Regions from separate parts of the Mus musculus genome. Here region 1 is linked to region 2. The links are chromatin loops, found by intact Hi-C in ENCODE. Cell type or tissue: gastrocnemius. All regions are shown on one strand. Links, peaks and the distances in the headings refer to the core of each region. The heading gives the core; the rest is flanking DNA.

The links. Hi-C counts contacts between places; a loop is a spot of excess contacts. Peaks named below come from ENCODE experiments on the same cell type or tissue, not always from the same donor. Only the 100,000 strongest peaks of a DNase experiment are listed, where the experiment ranks them.
Region 1: a loop joins it to region 2, with 2.3 times the contacts of the local background. A loop is called at or near these places in 5 of 42 quality-filtered maps.

Annotation. Positions count from the first base shown.
Region 1 is chr7:19,456,975-19,462,724 of GRCm38, forward strand. Mark4 (MAP/microtubule affinity regulating kinase 4) reads right to left here and starts at 1,869. Exons shown (of 17, transcript NM_172279.2): 1 at 1,470-1,869. The coding sequence starts at 1,520. It also overlaps the pseudogene Gm23099. In gastrocnemius, for the core only: a CTCF peak has its summit at 1,336; DNase peaks (open chromatin) are centred at 1,251 and 1,905; H3K4me3 peaks cover 2,500 bases; H3K27ac peaks cover 2,191 bases.
Region 2 is chr7:19,400,690-19,411,189 of GRCm38, forward strand. Gm38954 (a long non-coding RNA gene) reads left to right here and starts at 5,000. Exons shown (of 3, transcript XR_881873.2): 1 at 5,000-5,079; 2 at 7,344-7,416; 3 at 7,534-7,620. Klc3 (kinesin light chain 3) reads right to left here and starts at 3,415. Exons shown (of 13, transcript NM_001286039.1): 1 at 3,332-3,415. It overlaps Ckm (creatine kinase, muscle), which reads left to right and starts at 10,405. Exons shown (of 8, transcript NM_007710.2): 1 at 10,405-10,457. In gastrocnemius, for the core only: a CTCF peak has its summit at 4,864 (motif pointing right); a DNase peak (open chromatin) is centred at 4,898; H3K4me3 peaks cover 667 bases; H3K27ac peaks cover 883 bases.

The sequences.
Region 1 (5,750 bases), core at 1-2,500, 53 kb after region 2:
GGCTCAGAGAAGGGGAGCCAATAGCCTGAAGACACAATGCAATCTGGCACATGGAGGCAGCATTCGAACCCAAGACTCTGGAACCATGTACCTCTCTGGCCTGGTTGAAACCTCCAACTTGAAACCTAAGCCAACAGGGGAGAGGGGCAGAGGGGGCGTTATCTGATATCTACCATATGCATTAGAAACACAGATAAAGGCCTAAGGCTGTACTCGAGAGACAGAGGTAGGTGGATCTTGATGAGTTCAAGGCTAGCCTGGTCTACCTAGAGGAACTCTTGTCCAAAAACAGAAAGTGTGTGGCCGGGCTCTGCGCTGAAGGTGGTGAGAGGGTGGCGGGTGGAGGAGCCGGCATAAGGGAAAAGGAATCGGTAAGCTGACTTTTAGACACCTGGAAAGCTGTCAGAATTACAGGAAATGCAGGGGAGGGGAGCAGGGTCCTTCGGCTGTGAGGGGAGGAAGACCCTGGCATGGGAACCAGAGGATCTGGGCTCAGTAAACTCCCAGATGTCAGGGCTAAAGGCCCAGGCAGGGCAGAGTAAAGGGAGAGGGGAAGGCTTAGGGCCTGTGGAGGGCAGAAAGCTGAGGAGGGGGGGTTTCTTCCAGAAAGCCCAACATCCAGCAAGGAAAGGGGGCTCGAGTTAGCAGGGGGTGTGAGGAGGGGGTGAGGAGGTGAGACTGGGGAGAGCCTCAGGAGGCGACCAGAGTCAGCCTAGTCTGGGGCCTGGAACCCTAGTCTTGGATGGGAGGAAGCCCGCAGGGTTGGAAGCCAAGGCTTCCCTTAGAAAGACTGGACGGGTCCCACCAAGGGGACCCCAGAGGCGACTAGGATCCAAGGACAGGGCAACCTGGCACAGCAGGGTCAGGCCAGGGAGTGGAGACACCTTGAAGGAAGCGGGCAGGGCCCTGCGCCCAGGTGCCGTTTGGCTTCCTGGGGGAGGCAGCTAGCAGGAGCCCAGGCGGAGCTGGGGACTGGCCAGGGGTAGCAGGGGAAACCAGCACCCCAACTCGGCAAGAAGCAGGGAGGACAACAGGGCCAGACTGGGTCGAGCCTTGAGGGGGGAGGGGGGAGACAGGGCTGCGCTTCGGGGAACAGGGGCCCGTGCCATCCGGGAAGAGTCGAGGCCAAGCTGCGGGCGAGCGGGCGAGCGGGGGACAGCCGGGGCAGCCGAGGAAGGGAGGGGCTGCCGGCGGGCAGGGGAGGGGGCTTCCTGGAGGGAAGAGACCGGGCGGAAGCGTTCTGCAGAGGGACCGGAGAAGAGTCCAAAGACAGGGGCGCCCCTAGGGGTCGGGCTGGGCTGGGGCTGTGGGGAGGAGGGAGCAGAGAGGCCTCAAAGTCATGGGAAGCGTTGGTCTGGGCTGTGGAGCCCGGAAAGGAGTCGAGACTGGCGGGGTCAGTGGTCCGGGAGGGCGAGGGGTTCTATGGCTGGACTCAGGCAGGGCTCCCCAAGGGGCTGGGCCCCACTCACCGTGTCCGAGTTTCGATCGTTGCCCGGGGCCAGCGCCGTCCTCGAAGACATCTTCTCTGGGGTCCCAGAAGGGAAAGGGACAGGGGCGGCCGGGCGGGGGGGGTGGGGATCCCGGGGTCCCCTCTCTTCCCCTCCCCCCCCCCAGCCGACCTGGGGACGCGAGCTCAAAAGCTGGGCGCCGTGGACGCCCGAGTCCTCGCAGAGCGAGAGCAAGAGAGGGCAGGACGGGGGAGGGGAGAAGACACCGAGGGTCCTAGTGGCCCCGTGCAAGGGGAACCCGGGGCGCCATCTGGGCGGCGGGCAGGCGGGAGGGTGCACGGGCGGGGGCCGGGGAGGGGGCGCGGAGCCGGCCCGGGGCGGCGGCGGAGGGAGGCGACCAAGGGGCCGGGGAGGAAGGGACGTCAGGGGGAGGGGCGGGAGGGGCGGGGTCCGTTTAAACTCCGCCCCCTGCCGCCGGCCCTTAAAGGTACAGGCCTGGGCTGGCTCCGGGGTTCTGGAGGCGGAGGCAGGTCTGGGCGTGCGGGTCTCCAGCAAGTTCTCACAGGAGACTCGGAGTCACGGGCAGAGAGTTGCTGAGGAGAGAGCAGAGGGAGATGTTGAGAGATGGGAAAGGGGACACACAGACACGAGGTAGGAAGAAGCAGAGTCACAAAGAGGGACAGAGAAGCCAAGGACAGAGACAAAGGGACGGACAGAAAGGGGACAGAGACAGGGAGACACAGAGGCACTCAGACACACAGAGACTGAGAGACAGAGACACAGATACAAAGACAGAGAGGAGAGAGGAGAGAGAATCATATGCCAAGGCGGAGGGAGGGAACGAAAGAGACAAAGAGAAACTCCAGGACTGGAAGACTGCCGAGGACAGGAATAAAGGAGAAGCAGCAAGAAAGGAGAGAGAGAGAGAGAGAGAGAGAGAGAGAGAGAGAGAGAGAGAGAGAGAGAGAGAGAGAGAGAGAGAGAGAGAGAGACAGAGAGAGACAGAGAGAGAGAACTGTGTACCTGTCATTCGGACCCTCAGGAGGTTGAGATAATGGATTGCTGTGAGTTCAAGACCATACACAACAAGACCCTGTCTCAGAAAACAAAAGCCAAAATTGAAGCCAGTCCCTGGGTTCAAGGACATCCTGAACTTCAGCCCCTGGTGGGGTAAGGGTAGATAACCCGCAGCCCCGGCTGGTCTCACTTTCTCAGTCTGTACAATGAAGGAGAGAGAGCCTCAGTTGCCTCTCTGGCTAGCTGGAAGCCCAGACAGGTGTTGACTTGCAGGGGCAAACAGACTGGAGGGGGAGGGGAGAGGGCTGTGCTGAGAACACACAGTGCCTTGTGTGTGTGTGTGTGTGTAGGGAGTGCATCACCCTGGTCCAGAGCCCATTGTCTTGCTGTCTTAGAAATTCTCCCTGAGCCTCAGTTTCCCTTTGTGAAAATTAGACGTTGCAGGCATAGTGGTCCTGGAAGGACTGAAGTTCTAGATCATCCTTAAGTACATAGTGAGTCCAAGACTAGCCTGGTCTACATGAGACCCTGCCAGACAGAATGAAAGCCAAAAGAGACAGAGGTTAACAGACATGTGCTAGCTAGCTCAAGCAAGCTGATCATAGGACTAGCTATTAAGCACGAACATTTTTAAAAGTTAAATTATGCAAACATGTAATTAAGCAAATTGTATTAAAAATTGGCAGGGGGAGGGGGTGGGTGCTGGAGAAATGGCTCAGCAGTTAGGAACACTGGCTACTCTTCCAGAGGACCTGGGTTCAGTTCCCAGCCCTCCCCACCCCCCACACACACATACATGGTGGCTCACAACCATCTGTAACTGCAGGTCTATGGGACCTGACACCCTCTTCTGGCTTCCCCAGTGACTATGTGCATGTACACACACACACACACACACACACACACACACACACACACGAGGCAGAACACCCAAAAACATAAGTAAACATAAAAGCTATAAAAGTAAAGAAAAGGCCCAAAGTGAGAGTAAGTGTGGCAGAGCTCAGATTATTTATTATACTTGAACAATTTATTAATTTTGGGGAGCAGGGCATGTGTGTGATGGTGAGGGAACAGGTTTTGGAAGTCAACTGTCTCCTCTCTCTGTGGGTCCCCAGGATCAAACTTGGGTCACCAGCCTCAAAGGCAAGAGCCTTCACCCCACCTCCGCAGCCAACCCTATGCATTAATTGATTTGAGACTGGTTATCATGTAACCCAGGCCTCCTGGAAGCTCTCCTATTGAGGTTGGCCTTGATCCTCCTGCCTCCACCTCAGGGAGGGCTGAGACTGCAGGTGTGAGCACCACACCCAGTTGTCTCTGGTTCTGGGAATTGTTTGTTTTTCTTTTGTTTTAACTGGAGAACACAGACTCCTCTACCACAGATTATGCAGTCACTTCCACAGTGGGGAAACTGAGGGCTCAACAATCCAGAGAACCCTGGCCCTGAGAAATCCACCTTTTTGATCACTCTAACTCCCCTGCCAAGTAAGTGTTTTTTGAGACAGGGTGTCATTCTGTAACCCAGACTGACCTTGGACTTCAGGCCAACCTCTTGTCTCAGCTCCCCAAATACTGAACTTGTTTATGTGAGATCCTTGGTGTGGTCTCACCTCCAACTTTCAATCCGCCTGTCTCAGACTCACAAGTGCTAAGGAATTTGAAACCCCCCCTCTCCTCTCCTCTCTCTCTCTCTTTCCTTTTTTTTTTTTTTTTTTTTTTTTTTGGAGACAGAGTTTCTCTGTGTAGCCATGGCTGTCCTGGAACTCAGTCTGTAGACCAGACTGGCCTCGAACTCAGAAATCTGCCTGCCTCTGCCTCCCGAGTGCTGGGATTAAAGGCATGCGCCACCACGCCCGGCGAACCCTCATCTCTTAACTGCAGTGATTTCTTTTTTCTCAGTAATAGTACAGTCAAGGTGTAACTTTAAACCACAGTGCATGTGTAGATAAAATGCTTCAAACCAGGCTGATAACATGTCTGGCATCCCAGCATTTGGGAGGCAGAGGTAAGCAGACCTCTAAGTTTGAGGCCAGCCTGGTCAACAGTTTTATTAGAGTAGCCTTGGCTGTATAGTGAGACCCTGCTTAAAAAAATAAACAAATTAACGTGGGATCTAGAAAATATTAAGGGAAGAGCTCTGAGTGTGTTTCTAGGAGCTTTGTAGGGTAAGAAAGGGTCCCTGAAGTGGAATGGTCCCGCTCTGACAGCTGCAGTACTCACATACACCACCAGGGGGCAGATGGTTGCCTTTCTACTTACTCAGGGTCTTTCTGTTCCCCTTTCCAATGAAACTTCATTTCCAAGGGGTGGAGACTGAGGCTTACAAAGTGTATGGAGCTTGAAAATGTTACATTTCGTAAAAGGAACCAGAAACAAAAGGTCACACCGAGCAATATAGTTCCTACGAAATGTTCAAAAGCGGGAGACTTAGTGGAGAAACCAAGAACCCTGGATTCCTGGCTTCCTGGGACTTTGGAAAGGAGAAGCGGGGGGGTGGGGGGGGGTGGGGGGGTGGGGGTGGGGGGACACTGCTGTAGCCCATGAGTTCGCTTCAAGGAGACCGAGATGTTCTGGAATCGGATGTTAGCACTTTCTGCTGCAACCCTGGGAGTGCATAAAGATCCATTAAACCGAAAGGCATAAAAGTATGAATGTGAAGCTGGAGAACGGAACTGAGCAGTGGTTAGGAGCACTGGCTGCTTCTGCAGTGGACCAGGGTTCAATTCTCAGCAACCACGGGGCAGTGGACAACCACCCAACTCCAGTTCCAGGGGATCTGTCTCCTTCTAGTGGGCTTGGGCACTGCATGCACGCAATACTTGTAGTCACTCACAAACATAAATAAATAAATAATACACTTAAAAAAAAGTCAGATCTGCTGCACCTTCATTGGAGTGGGCGGGTTGGGGAATCTGTAAAGGATTGACTGGGAAGTAGTATCATGGCAGAGCACATGACCATCGTGCACAGGGCCCTGAGTTCAATTCCCCGGCACCCCCAACACATACATGCAAAGAAGAGTCAGGCAAGGTGGCCTAAGCCTTCAATCCCAGCACTTGGGAGGCAGGATCTTTGTGAGTTCTAGGCCAGCCTGGGCTACATAATGAGGCCCCGTCTCAAAAGGAGAAAAAAGGAGAGCATGCACGTGCAGTTGAGTCTATCATCTGATGGAAGGTGCTCTGTGGTTATGATACAATACAGCTAGGTCCCTGGGAGACTGGCCCACAGTGGGGGACAGAGGCAGAGGAGTGATAGAATCTTGCTATGAGTCACTGGCTGTTC
Region 2 (10,500 bases), core at 3,609-6,108:
AAGCAAGCAGCCTTATCAACTGAGCCCCAGTTCAGGTCCTTCTTAAAGACCCAGCGGCAGGCAGATTCCCATCTTAGACACAGCTCAGCACACACATTCTCTCCTTCCACACACCCGCACCCTCTCCAAGCACACGCATATGTATTGCCTTATTAGAAATACAACACAAGAAAGGAAACAAAGAAGCACGGCACAAATGTACACTCTCATCTTAGAAAGACAAACCACACCACACTCTCTCCTTTTCAGAACACAGGTGTGGTAGCATACACCCATAATTCTGGCACTGGAGGCTGAGGCAGGAGGATCATGGGGCCAGGAGCTATAATCTCTGCTTTTAAAAAGAAATCCTGGGGTCTGGAGAGATGACTCAGAGGTGAAGAGCCCTAGCTGCCCTTGCAGAGGACCCAGCACCCACATGCTGGCTTTCAACCAATTCAAGGTCCGGGGGATCTGACGCCCTCTTCTGGCCTCAGTGGGTATTGCACACACATCATGTACATACCTGCTTGCAGACAAACGCTCATGTACATAAAATAAAAATAAATCTTAGCAAATGGTGGTGGTGCACCTTGAACCCTAGCACTTGGAAGGTGCGTTTCTCTGAGTTCAAGGCCAGCCTGGACTACAGAACAAGTTTCAGGACTGCCAGAGCTACACAGAAAAATTCTGTCTCAATACTAGGGACATAGATAGCCAAACAGTGCCAAGGCCCTGGAGTCCATCCCTATTACCATAAGAAAAAAAAAGTTGATGGATGGGCATGTGGTACCAACCTGAGATCAGAAGATCAGGGCTCAAAGCCATCCTTGGCTAAACCTTCCTGTGCTACCTCAAGTGCTGGTTACAGGCAGACAGCACTGTTTGGGGACTTGTTTATTGTTTGTTTGGTTTCCAACACAGGGTTTCTCTGTGTAGCCCTGGCTGTCCTGGAACTCACTCTGTAGATCAGGCTAGCCTCAAACTCAGAGATCTGCCTGCCTCTTCCTCCTGAGTGCGCCACTTCTGCTGGGTTTAATACATGTAATTTTTAAAGAGATAATCCTCCATTACACAGTGAGTTCAGTGCCCACCCCACCCCACCCCACTTCCTTTGGTGATCTTGGGGCTGCCTGAAGTAGCATTTTCTAAGTCTCAGCGTAACATGTGGAGGCATGTGAGGTGCTCCTTCAGCAGTCTAGCCCAGAAAGAGACCCAACCTCAAACTCAGATATACAGTTTCTACTTTGTGAGTATCATTTTCAAAGGCTTTAAAGTCAAAATCTTAACTCAGATGGTCTTATTGGGTACCGCCAGGTTATGACTCAACCTCTGGAGGGGCATAGTGGCCCACACCTTTAAGCCCAGCATTCAGGAGGCAGAGGCAGGAGGAGTTCCATGAGTCCAAGGCCAGCCTGATCTACAGAGTGAACTCTGTCTAAAAATAAAATAAAATAAAATAAAATAAAATAAAATAAAATTTCAGGAGCAGGACCGGATCGAGCAGGAATGGGAAAAAACATTTTGGGGCTGGAGAGATGGCTCAGCAGTTAAGAGCACTGACTGCCCTTCCAGAGGTCCTGAGTTCAATTCCCAGCAACCACATAGTGGCTCACAACCACCTGGAATGAGATCTAATACCCTTTTCTGGAGTGTCTGAAGACAGCTACAGTTTATTTACATATAATAAATCTTTGAAGAAAGAAATAACATTTCAACTTCTCCCCAGATGTGGAGTCTCACACCTGTAATCCCAATACAGAAATGGGAGGATCAGGTGTTCAGGTCACTTCATCTCTACAAACAAAACCAAAATACCATACCATATACGAGGCACGTGAGTAAGATCACCGGTGAGCGCGTGTAGAACCTGGGTAGGCTCAACCTCACACACCCTGTAAGTAGTCAGTCTCACACAAGCTCAGGGTGAGCCATCCTGACTCTGCCCCAGTGTGGCCAGGATCACCACCGCCCTCCCCACCGCACAATCTCAGACCCAAGGGGCCATGCTCCATATGCAGCTTCCCACAGCTCAGCCGCAGCCATCTGCCACTCGAGCTGTCCCCGGCACTCACAGGAGCCCCAAGAGAGCTTCACTAGTCCACAGCAGGCTTGCCCCACACTCACGTGTGTGCACGTATACACACACACACACCTAAGTAAACCTCAGCTTGCAGACACAGTCACCCACATACCCACACACAGCCAACAGTTAGTCAGTGACAGTCACATATCACTGACACAATTCCACACACTCCACCCCCACTGCCACGCAACACCTAGATCCAACCCCATTCCCTGCCACACATGGCCATCTGTGTGAATCAACCACAAGTATACAGTTGACCCAGTATCTCAGTCACACATGCTCAGTGCTATGCACAGTCCGCATGTAACACACACACACACACACACACAGGAGACAGACAAGATCATCCACATTCACTCTGTCCCCATCACTGAGTAACATGGTAGCTCATTTCTTTTACACTCTTACCCACAATGTGACTCTTTCTTACTTTTAAAATATATATAATTTTATATATACATATGTATGTGTATATATATGTTGATACAGATTTTCTCTAATATATATACATATGTATGAATATGTATACATTGACACAGAATTTCTCTGTGTAGCCCTGGCTGTCTTCAGAGATCCGCCTGTCTCTGCCTCCCGAGTGCTGGGATTATAGGTGTGCATCATGATGCCTGGTCCCTAGTCAACTTTTTTCCCTTTATGTACTTATTGTGTGTGCAGAGGCACATGGATTGCCAAGAGAACAACTTGCAACTTAAGGGAGGAGTCCTTTCTCTCCTCCCACCTTTCGGATCCTGTGGATCAAACTTGAGAAATAGACAGTTTGGCATCAACACCTTTACTCTCCTTGCTGGCCCACGTTCCTTTTCTTTTTCTCCCTCCCTTTGGCATCTGTACCCACATCCGCCCTCCTTCTGTCTCTCTCCCTTGAGTACGAAGCCCAGGCTCGCTCGCCTCCAACTCCGCTCCTCCCGCCTCAGTTTCCACAGTGCGCCCTGCCTTACTCTCCCTCTCTTTGCACACCTCGCGCAGGCTCCCTTACCATGCATGTCTTGCACCCTCAGGCTGCAGCGGGGGACCCTCCGACAGCCGGCCAGCCCCTCCCCGCGGCCGCGGAGACCCTGCACCGGACTTCGCGTCACAAGGCCCCGCCCCGCCCGCAGCTGTTTTTCTACTCCGCTAGGGGCCGGGCGGGGCTCCGCGGGGACCCCGAGGCTCATCCCGGCCACCAGGTCCCTGGCTCCCTCCCTCCATCCCTGCGGCCCCCTCGGGAATCCCGAAGCAGCCGCCGCCGTCCCCCGTGCCCACCTGACGGCCGCCCGCCCGAGCCGCCTCGCTGCGCGGAGACCGGGCTGCTCCCGCTGCGCGGCCGCCGCCTTCCCGGAGGCTCCTGAGGGAGGTGGGGCAGGGCAAAGCCACGCCCCCGCAGGTGCGCAGGCCGCGCCCTCCGCCAGCACACATTGAGAAACCTGTGGTCTAGAGGCGGGGCGGGGCCGATGGAGGCAACGCACGCCCCCGCAGGCGCCCAGGCCACGCCCTCTGCCGCAGCATTCGGTGAAACCTGCGTTCCGAGAACTTCTGAAAACTTTATCTGGGGGCCTTCGAGAAGGCTCAGACAGTAAGGGTGCATGCTGCCAATCCTGAGGAGCTGAGTTCGATCCCTGAGACCTTCAGGGTGGACAGAGACGGACTCCCACATGTTGTTTTCTGACTTCTACATGTGTCCAGTCATACATACACAAATATGGAATAAACAGATGGCTCATCAGGTAAGAGTGCTGGCTGCTTTTGCAGAGGACCCAGGTTCGATTTCCAGAACCCACATGTCGGCTCAAAATCATCTGTAATTCCAGTTCCAGGGAGATCCAGCACTTTCTTCCAGGGCCTCCACAGACACACATAAAATAAAGATAAAAATCTCCAAAAAATATTGTTTTAATAATTACAACCTGAAGACCTTGCACAACTATTCCTGGCTGAGAAGATGGTAAGGGCGCTAGCTGCCAAGCTTGACAGCCTGAGTTTCATCTCCAAGAACCATGAAAACTGACTCCTGGGAATTATTCCGGAGTTGGTCAAGGAGAGCCTGGATGGATTCACATGCATGGATGGAACGTGGGCACCCACACACGTGCATTTGTGTATACATACGGACACATAAGTAAGAGGGGTTTTCTTTATTTTAAAGATTTATATTACTGTGCATTGGTGTTCTGCCTGTAGATCTGGGTGAGGGCATCAGATCCTCTGGAACTGGAGTTACAGACAATTGTGAGCCACCATGTGGGTGCTGGGAATTGAACTTGGGTCTTCTGGAAGACCTGAATTGATTAACATGAGCTAACAGTAGTGTGTGCACTGCTGGGAGTGGTACCCAGAGCCCTGTGAATACAAGGAAAAAGCATCTACTATTTAGCTCTCCCTGCCATATATATATTTATAGATATAGATATAGATGTGTGTGTGTGTGTTGATTTTATTAATTCTCTCTGCCCTCCTTTTCTGAGGCAGGGTCTCACTTAATTCTGAAAATACAGCCACTGTACCCTAGTTACCTTTATTTTATTGAGGGGGGATAGAGTCTCCCTATAAAGCTCAGCTGGGCTCAAACTTACAGTCCTGCCTCAGCCTCCTGAATAGCTCCCATGCTGCAGTATCTAAGAATCTCTTAATGTAGGCTCCTGGGTCTTTAATATTCTACAACGCGTGCCCTGTGTCTCTCTGGTCGTCTTCAAGGTCAAGACTGTAGAGTGGCATGATGCAGATGCGCAAAAAGTATTTACAGGATGAACGAAGCAAATTCTAGAAGTTATGAAAGGTCCCTGCAGTGCACGAAACCGCCACCAGATGGCACTGCGGGTCCACGGAGCCGCCTCGGTGTGCTCGCCCTCCAGAGCCTAGATGTCCTCCTCCAGGAAGCTCTCAGTGGCCACTTCTGTGACACCACCCCCGCCCCCCTTCCCAGCCCCAGGCTCGCAGCCTCGTGGCCTCGGGTGTCGTCATCCCTGCACACTCCAGGTCGCCACACTAGAGACAGGTGCCCGCCAAATTGAACTGTGAGTGCATGGCAGCGTCCTGGAACCTGAGTATGAGTTGAAGCCTAGACATAAATCGTGTTGTAACGGTTCTAGTTATTTCTAGAATAAAGAGGAATGGAGAGGGCAGCTAAGTTCTGTGCCACCGCTCTGGTCTTAGGACACTAACAACAGATCTGCTGCACGTTCATCATGAAGCAGACAGGGGCTGGTCAGGTGCAGATCCCAGCTCTGTCATTTGCTGGCTGTGTGCTGTCCTCCGGTTCCTTCTGTACAGAACCAGATTCAGGGAACCTACTTCCGGAGATCGTTGTCCGCAGTTCCTCCAAAGGTTTTTGGGTGGGTGAGACGGCTCAGCATCTAAAGGCTCTCGCTGCCAAGCCTGAAAACTTGAGTTCAAGTCCTGCGGCCATCTGGTGGAAGGAGTGGCCTTACTAAGCACTTCCTCCGCTGTGGCCTGTGTCCTGCAGAAGGAGAATGGCTCCGCAGGCGCCGGTGAGAACCAGATACGCTGGAGAGTCCCCAACCCCCATCTCTTTGGCCCCATAGGTTCATACTTAACCTGCCGTCTTCTTCCTCATGTGACAGGAGAAACAGATTAGGAGCAAACCTCTAGGAAGGCAGCCGTTGTTCCAGCACACTGTACACCCCAAAGCAGGGCTGGGTTTCGGGGTGCCCAGTAACAGGGTAACAGGGCCTGAACCAAATCCTCCATGCAAATGACTTCCATTCATGCTCCCACCATGTGCATTAATTAGCTCCATTGTATGGATGGGGACTATGGAGCCCAGAGAGGTTAGTGGTTTCTTTGAGGTCACACAGCCTAGGAATGGAAGAACCCTTAAGCCATACAGTCATACCCATAGACTCCTACACCAGGCCCATGTGAAGATGAGGAATGATGCTCTGAGAGATGAAGTTATTTGTGGAGACCTCAGATAAGAACGTTGCAAATGCCTGTAATCCCAGCACCTGGGAGGCTGAGCTAGGACGATTGTCTAGGAGCTCCAAGATAGCCTGGGCTACCTGATAGGAAGCCCTCAAAACAGCCAATAAGCAAAATACTGCATGGAGGATCCTGCCTATGGTGTGGCATTGCTCCATAAACCAAGGCAGGAAGGGCTCAGGTGTGAGGCCTGGGACAGCCTGGGCTACATAGTGATACTCTGAATAATACAAAAGAGGCCATTTGCATCCCAGAGTTCTACTTGGCAGAGCCTTGAGGCCTTGACCCCCAACCTTCTCAAGACTCTGGGCTCCTGAGTGAGCCTAGTTCCACCCTCCCTAGCCTTCAGCCCCCAGGAGAGGACAGTGGGGAGTGACACAGAGGTATGGTGGACACAGATAGCACATGATGACCTGGAAAGGAACTGGGGACAAAGTTCAGCTTTGCCTGGAAGCCACCCTCTGAGCTGCCCTGCACCCCTTCTGGCTGGCAGCTCTGCCTCTCCTAGCTGTTTGCCCTTGGTCTGGTAGCTTAGCCTTTCTGAGCTTTACTGTTGAGAGTGTTGACTGAGTTACAGTGTAAGCACTCAGAGCAGTACTTAACATCAGCACCCATACTAGCCTTCTTGTAGCTGTATCTTCTTTCAGGCAGAGCCTGCCTTTGACTGGCTCATCCCAGGTCACATGATTAGCCCATGACTGCAAACCATTCTGAAATGATGGGTTCCCTACATGTTTGGCATCTCCAAAAGACTAGGGACTTAGAGCCAAGGGCTGTCAAGATGGCCCAGTGGGTAAAGGAGCTTGTAGCCAAACCTGACAGACAAAATGACTTTAATCCCTCGGGGGTCCACAGAGTGGAGGGAGAGAACGGATTACCACTAATTGTCCTCTGATTTCCTCGGTGTCCTATCCCTGGAAGTAAATAAATAAATAGATGTAATCTTTGTAATGAAAAAAAAAAAAAAAAGGTCAGGGCCAGGCATGGTGACTGGGGCCTTTAATTCCAGCATTCCAGGAGGCAGAGCCAAGAGGATCTCTGTGAGTTCAAGGCCATCCTGGTCTATAGAGAGAGTTCCAGAACAGCCAGGGCTACAGATAAACCCATCTGGAAAAACAAAGTTGAATGACCCAAGAGGGGTTCTCAGAGGGTGGCGTGTGCTCCCTGGCAAGCCTATGACATGGCCGGGGCCTGCCTCTCTCTGCCTCTGACCCTCAGTGGCTCCCATGAACTCCTTGCCCAATGGCATCTTTTTCCTGCGCTCCTTGGGTTATTCCAGTCTCCCCTCAGCATTCCTTCCTCAGGGCCTCGCTCTTCTCTCTGCTCCCTCCTTGCACAGCTGGCTCTGTCCACCTCAGATGTCACAGTGCTCTCTCAGAGGAGGAAGGCACCATGTACCCTCTGTTTCCCAGGTAAGGGTTCAATTTTTAAAAATGGTTTTTTGTTTGTTTGTTTGTTTGTTTGTTTGTTTGTTTTTCAAGACAGGGCTCCTCTGTGTAGTCCTAACTGTCTTGAAACTCCCTCTGTAGACCAGGTCGACCTCGAACTCTTGAAACCTGCCACGGACCACCCAGTCAGGTATGGAGGTCCCTGGAATGAGCGTCCTCGAAGCTAGGTGGGTAAGGGTTCGGCGGTGACAAACAGAAACAAACACAGAGGCAGTTTGAATCTGAGTGTATTTTGCAGCTCTCAAGCAGGGGATTTTATACATAAAAAAAAAAAAAAAAAAAAACCAAACATTACATCTCTTAGAAACTATATCCAATGAAACAATCACAGATACCAACCAAAACCATTGGGCAGAGTAAAGCACAAAAATCATCCAAGCATTACAACTCTGAAACCATGTATTCAGTGAATCACAAACAGAACAGGTAACATCATTATTAATATAAATCACCAAAATATAACAATTCTAAAAGGATGTATCCAGTGGGGGCTGTCGTCCAAGGCTAGTGGCAGATTTCCAGGAGCAGGTTAGTAAATCTTAACCACTGAACTAACTCTCCAGCCCCATGGTCAATTATTATTTAGCATCTAGTGCCTAATTTTTTTTTATAAATCTTCACTATGTAATTTAAAACTATTTTAATTCTTCCTAATTAAGGCTTTCTTTACCATATACCAAAATTCACCTCCAATGACACACGCGTAGCCATATGAAATTTTATTGTTGGGAAAATTTGTACCTATCATAATAGTTTTGTAAATGATTTAAAAAGCAAAGTGTTAGCCGGGCGTGGTGGCACACGCCTTTAATCCCTGCACTCGGGAGGCAGGGGCAGGAGGATTTCTGAGTTTGAGGCCAGCCTGGTCTACAGAGTGAGTTCCAGGACAGCCAGGGCTACACAGAGAAACCCTGTCTCGAACCCCCCACCCCCCAAAAAAAGCAAAGTGTTGGTTTCCTTGGGGATAAAGTCATGTTAGTGGCCCATCTCTAGGCCCATCTCACCCATTATTCTCGCTTAAGATCTTGGCCTAGGCTACCAGGAACATGTAAATAAGAAAAGGAATAAGAGAAAACAAAACAGAGAGATTGCCATGAGAACTACGGCTCAATATTTTTTCTCTCCGGCGAAGAGTTCCACAACCATCTCCAGGAGGCCTCCACGTTTTGAGGTCAATGGCCTCAGTCTGTGGAACTTGTCACACAGATCTTACTGGAGGTGGTGTGGCAGAAACCCATTCCTTTTAGTGTCTTGGGCTAAAAGTAAAAGGCCCAGAGGAGGCCTTTGCTCATCTGACCATGCTGACAAGGAACACGGGTGCCAGGACAGAGGCTGGACCCCAGGAACACCTTAAACACTTCTTCCCTTCTCCGCCCCCTAGAGCAGGCTCCCCTCACCAGCCTGGGCAGAAATGGGGGAAGATGGAGTGAAGCCATACTGGCTACTCCAGAATCAACAGAGGGAGCCGGGGGCAATACTGGAGAAGCTGGTCTCCCCCCAGGGGCAATCCTGGCACCTCCCAGGCAGAAGAGGAAACTTCCACAGTGCATCTCACTTCCATGAATCCCCTCCTCGGACTCTGAGGTCCTTGGTCACAGCTGAGGTGCAAAAGGCTCCTGTCATATTGTGTCCTGCTCTGGTCTGCCTTCCACAGCTTGGGGGCCACCTAGCCCACCTCTCCCTAGGGATGAGAGCAGCCACTACGGGTCTAGGCTGCCCATGTAAGGAGGCAAGGCCTGGGGACACCCGAGATGCCTGGTTATAATTAACCCAGACATGTGGCTGCCCCCCCCCCCCAACACCTGCTGCCTGAGCCTCACCCCCACCCCGGTGCCTGGGTCTTAGGCTCTGTACACCATGGAGGAGAAGCTCGCTCTAAAAATAACCCTGTCCCTGGTGGATCCAGGGTGAGGGGCAGGCTGAGGGCGGCCACTTCCCTCAGCCGCAGGTTTGTTTTCCCAAGAATGGTTTTTCTGCTTCTGTAGCTTTTCCTGTCAATTCTGCCATGGTGGAGCAGCCTGCACTGGGCTTCTGGGAGAAACCAAACCGGGTTCTAACCTTTCAGCTACAGTTATTGCCTTTCCTGTAGATGGGCGACTACAGCCCCACCCCCACCCCCGTCTCCTGTATCCTTCCTGGGCCTGGGGATCCTAGGCTTTCACTGGAAATTTCCCCCCAGGTGCTGTAGGCTAGAGTCACGGCTCCCAAGAACAGTGCTTGCCTGGCATGCATGGTTCTGAACCTCCAACTGCAAAAAATGACACATACCTTGACCCTTGGAAGGCTGAGGCAGGGGGATTGCCATGAGTGCAAAGCCAGACTGGGTGGCATAGTTAGACCCTGTCTCAAAAAACCAAAAACAATTAAATAACTAAAGTCAGGCAAGTAATCCTACTCGGGAGACTGAGGCAGAGGGATTGTTACATGTCTGAGGCCAGCCTGGACTACATAGGGTTTCAGGCTAGCCCTGTCTACAGAGTAAGGCCCTATTTCAAAAACACAAACAAAATGGTTCTCCCAGCTGCTAATGCTCACCAGGCAATGAAGCCTGGTGAGCATTAGCAATGAAGGCAATGAAGGAGGGTGCTGGCTACAATCAAGGCTGTGGGGGACTGAGGGCAGGCTGTAACAGGCTTGGGGGCCAGGGCTTATACGTGCCTGGGACTCCCAAAGTATTACTGTTCCATGTTCCCGGCGAAGGGCCAGCTGTCCCCCGCCAGCTAGACTCAGCACTTAGTTTAGGAACCAGTGAGCAAGTCAGCCCTTGGGGCAGCCCATACAAGGCCATGGGGCTGGGCAAGCTGCACGCCTGGGTCCGGGGTGGGCACGGTGCCCGGGCAACGAGCTGAAAGCTCATCTACTCTCAGGGGCCCCTCCCTGGGGACAGCCCCTCCTGGCTAGTCACACCCTGTAGGCTCCTCTATATAACCCAGGGGCACAGGGGCTGCCCCCGGGTCACCACCACCTCCACAGCACAGACAGACACTCAGGAGCCAGCCAGCCAGGTAGGGACTGAGAGAAATCACTGGGGTGGGAGTGGGGCGTGGG